2 separate regions of the Homo sapiens genome follow, and region 1 is linked to region 2. A link is a loop called in an ENCODE intact Hi-C map of the cell type or tissue named here. Cell type or tissue: IMR-90. All regions are shown on one strand.

What was found. Peaks named below come from ENCODE experiments on the same cell type or tissue, not always from the same donor. Only the 100,000 strongest peaks of a DNase experiment are listed, where the experiment ranks them.
Region 1: a loop joins it to region 2, with 4 times the contacts of the local background. A loop is called at or near these places in 7 of 110 quality-filtered maps.

The regions. Positions count from the first base shown.
Region 1 is chr4:156,597,044-156,599,543 of GRCh38, forward strand. No RefSeq gene overlaps it. Among named protein-coding and RNA genes, the nearest start is that of LINC02272, 44 kb to the right of the region's middle. RefSeq lists an enhancer at 1,172-2,371. In IMR-90, no CTCF peak of the experiment used is centred here; a DNase peak (open chromatin) is centred at 1,498; H3K27ac peaks cover 195 bases.
Region 2 is chr4:157,127,071-157,129,570 of GRCh38, forward strand. All of the region lies in intron 4 of GLRB (glycine receptor beta), which reads left to right. Among named protein-coding and RNA genes, the nearest start is that of GLRB, 52 kb to the left of the region's middle. In IMR-90, a CTCF peak has its summit at 1,560; no DNase peak of the experiment used is centred here.

The DNA.
Region 1 (2,500 bases), 530 kb before region 2:
TATCGAGTGAGTTGAAATGCATTACAGAGTTCTGCTATCCAATAAAACATACTACACCAACTGGCAGGGCACAGGAAATGCTCCCAATCCAAGCTTGTCTTCAGTTAAAGGAATTTGACTTTAAGCCGCAAGCGTACATTATTTTTATAAAGGGTCTTAAAGAAATGGGATTAGTGATAAGACAGTCTGGTTTGCATCTGCATAGGATCTTCTTGTCCAGGTAAAGTGGACCATATGGAAGAATGCTCTGGAACTCCTTAGACATTGAATTTCTCAGTTAAATACAAAGAATTTATTTTAGCTAATTAATTTAACCTCTTACTTTGTTATATTTTCATAAAGCTAATTTTAAAAAATCCTAGAAACTAACCTGATGTTATTGTCACCTATTATTTTGCCCACTATAATGCATAATGGACTGGCCAGTATACTTTTAGCAGCAATAAAATGAGCTGAAAAAAAACCTATAAAATATATGGAGTGGAACATTGTTCCCTACAAGGACAAATGATGGCTATTACATTTTCCAAAAACTACTACTGTTGAATAACTCTTTGCAAAGTCGATTTTGGACCATCTCAGAAATGGTGCCTTTCCTTCTTTTCAACAGTAGGTAAGAATGATGCCTTAGGTTTCCCAGAAGGACTAGCTGGAGTAGAATGCATCCAAATAGCAAAGTTACTTGCCAAAACATTGAAAGACTTCTGCTTGCAAAATGGGACTTTGCATGCGCTGTTTACTCTCTTTCCATGTGAATGGAGTTTCCAATCCAAGAAGTCCATTTGGATGCAACAAGTCACTAAAGAATAAAATCAGCGAGGTTGGTCTAAACATGTTTGTCTATTGCATCTGATTGCAAATTATGTTTGCTTTATTTCATTGTATTCACTGTTCATATTGAGATTGCTTAAAGTCCAAATCTACAATACATTTGGAAGATTCCTAGACTTCTTTCACATTTTCCGTGTTAGCAAATGTTCCCTTTACCACACTCTTTCACACACACACCTGTAAGTGTAACTGCTCTTAAAATTGGAAAAGCTGAAAGAAAACAACTCCTTTTAGAAATGACCCAGGTCAGGAGGCTCCTGGTTTTTATTGCCACTTCAAAGCCAAACCAGATAAACTGGCTTAAGGTACTACTTTGGCATTGAACAGAATTCAATACAGCTGTCTGAGTAGCAGAAGCTTTGAGGTCATAGTAATTTTGCTTGAAAGGCTCACCCCTCCTCCATATATGGCCGAGTTGCTGTGCTTCCTGTTCTTTTGTGCCAAGAATTCCTCTCCTGTCCCCTGACCCAGCAGACTCAAGACTTCTAATTGTGCTGATAATTTCATTCCTCATCTTTTCAGAAAGTCATGTGAGAGATTTAGCTCTGGTACTTAATTTAAACTGTTTATATTTCCTTTACAGTATGCTCCAACCAGCAGCGCGGACCGCAAGTGGAGCCCGGCAATTGGAAAGTTGCAAATGCCTGGATGCTACGTTTTGCATCTTCTTTAGATATCCTTGACTCATACATCCTGTCTGGGCTAATGTTGTTTTCTGCTTGCAGTGTGTCTGGAGTCTCAACAAGTGCCCAAGCCACCCTCAAAGGGTCACTCCTTGTTTCAAGAGCACTTGTGCTTGCCTTGACCTCTCTGTCGCTCTCTGATTCCACTTAGGAAGCTGCTTAGTTCCATTTTTCAACTGAAAAATTATCCTCTGCTTCAGGCCACTCTGTCATACTGTTTTGTGTAGTGTTTTAAAGCTAATTTGAACTAGGCAATGTCTTAGCCTTAGATATAGACAGATAATTTTCCAGATCAGACAAGCTATAGTAAAGCTTCAAAGGGAAAACTTTTATTCCTAAAGAGAATAGAAAACTCATCTGTGTTATTCATATTGTATTTAAGAAATGACCCAAGTTGAAAATAAATGTGACATGTGAAACTGAATATCCACTAATATTTCTGGTAGCTTCTGCAATTATGTCTAAAGTTTTCCATTTTACTGTTGAGCTTTTATAATAAATACAGGGACCAAGAATCATCTTCTGACAATGAAGCAAGGGATCAGTTCAATTGAGACTATTAGGCAGAAGGGGGAAACTGGAAGAAATATATTAATCTTTTTCTTCTGAATGTCTACAATGTAATGCCAGATTAAAACAAAACCAAATAAAACAAAAAAAGAAGCAGATGAACTTAAGAAGAAAGGTTATAAATACCCAAATGTTTAGGTACCATTATCATTACTTGTTCTTACATTTTAAACTGGTTATTTCTACAAACTATTTGGTGCACGTTTAAACTATTATCTTGAATTTTCAAGCAAAATTCCTCATATGAACATTATGTACCAATAATTGATATTTTAATTGATCTAAGATTAAATATAAGTTAAAGATATTGATGGCTTCCAATTTTTGTCTTATTTTTAAGAAAGTTGGGTCCATATGAACAGTCTTCTCAGTAACCAAAACTTGACATAAACTAAATATTTGCAAAGTTTCTAAAA
Region 2 (2,500 bases):
ATTTGGGATCCACTAAAAATGCTTGATTCTAGTTCTTGGTAATTGCTCATCTTTGTTGTTTTAAAACAATTTTATTTTATATATTTTTATATTTAGATTTAAAATGCTTTCCTTAAAACTTGCCTCAGTTTACTATTTATATTTTGTTTTTGTTGTTAATTTTAAAGCATGTACTATAGAATAATAGAATTTACTGTAGAATAATATTAGACATATTTGTCCCATTTTTTATTTCACATATCTTAGTAGATTTTACATCTTAGATGTAAAATCATAAACATTAAACTGATTTCATATTTATTTTTCTCATGTTATTCATCTTCAGGGTTTGCACTCTGTTGTTGGCTGAATAATGGCCCCCTAAAGATGTTCATGTCATAATCACCAGTAATCACAATTCTTATATGAAATTTCTAATCTCACTAGAGGCTAAATTTTATATCCTTTTCAAACCTGTGGATATGCTGTTTTATATGTTAAAAAGGACATTTCAGATGTGATTAAATTAAATATTTGGAGATCGGGGGAGAGTATCCCAGTTTCTTCAAGTGAACCAGTGTAATTGATAGCGTTCTTGTAAGACAGAGACAGCAAGATCAGGGTCAGTGGTAGTAGCTGTGATGCAGGAAGCATGAAGCAGTTGTCATGCAAGGAAGGGACCATGACTTAAGGAATGCAGGTGACCTCTAGGAGCTGAAGAAGCCAAAGGAAAGAGGTTCATTCCTCAGAGGCTTCAAAGGAACCAGCCCCTCAGACAGAACAATTGACTTCAGCTCAGTGAACATGATTTTGGTCTTCTAAGCTACAGAACTGTAAGATACTAAATGTGTGGTGCTTGAAGCCACTATTTTTGGTAATTTTGTTACAGTGGCAATTGGAAACTAGTACATATGCTGATGAGCATTTGTTAGTAATTTTTTTCCTTCTGAATTCTGCTGGAGGTTTATCTGATTGCATATAACTTCCTCCCAAGTCCAGCTGAAGGATTATCTGATTATAACATAACTTTTTCCATATATGAAAATGCCAGACTAATCAGTTGTATTTTATTGAGTAATTACTTAAACCTCTCACTCATTAAGGTTAATTCTATTAAGGATGTAATTTTTAAATATCTATATATATGTTTTTAGTAGTTAAAATATACTTTATTCCTTTGTGTCAAAGTTACCTTTTTTTAGTGTACGTACATGAAACTCAACAATTTGTTATGGATACTTTCCTCATTACCTTTTTTCTTCAAGTTACATTATTTGGAAGCATTGGTGATTAAATTTCACAAGTAAGAGTACTGTATTAGGCATTGTGGAAGGATGAAAAATGTCCAAGTTTTGTTTTCTCTTTCTAGTAATTTGATTATTGTTATTAGTGGATATGAAAAAAATTAATGGTGTGAATAATACTACACAACTTCCTGAACTGAACTGTCAACATGATACAGAAGGCATTTCCTCATTCCTGTATTTAATAGAAGTGTATTGGATGCTTTTTATACTCAGCCTCAGCAGGTCTCTATTCTTTATGGGGTTTCCAGCCTAGTGTGGCACCATAGCACCACCTAGCAGGCTCTCCTAATAGAAATGGACTATGAACATAGATCTAGAAAAATTAATTATCCATAAGGTTTTATTGAAGAATCTTTAATTATAAACCTTGAAAAATGATATATTGAGAAAAATCACTACTATATAACCTAAGAGTTTTTACAGGCATTTGGGTAACTTGCAATTCTTATATGGAATTTTAACCTGACTTGAGGCTAAATTTTAAATCCTTTTCAAACCAGGCTTTTAATAGCCCTATTGACAGAACTTTAATTATAATGCTGCCAGATGCTATAAGAGCTGATCTCTTTTATTTATTTGAATGCTAATTTTTGCCATAATGCAAAGAAAACAAATGAATTAAAGATTATATATGTGAGCTATTCTAACAACATTACAAAATATAAACAGTTCTTAATATTAAAATATCATTTATGAAACTTAACCGATTATAGTGTCTTGTTGTGAAATGTTTTATTGCCTTGAAGAAATGGTTTAATTTGGGTGTTAATTGGTTCTAAAAGTTTTTGGAGACCATCCATTTTTTCAGATAATGATTAATAGTGTGTTATTTGGAATGAACAATGAATAGTATTTGTCACCAGTGCTTTAAAAGCAATTAAGTAATTTCCCACTCATAAAAGAGGTCTGTTTCTGATGGGAATTTGTTTCTTGCAAGATAAATGATAGAGCTATAATTACTGTGATTGAATAATTGAAAATGAAAATAAATAGGTTTCAAAGATGGTTATCTTAATATAAAGCATTTGAAATGCCAATAACTAGTAATTATTTGAAAATACTCATAAAACACTAACCAAAACATGTAACTAATGAGCTTTTATCTTTTCATGAATGTTCAACACAAACTATTAACTTAAATTGTAAAAATTTGAAATATTCTTAAAAGATACATAAGCTTGCTGGAACTTGCGTGGAATCATAGTATTATATGG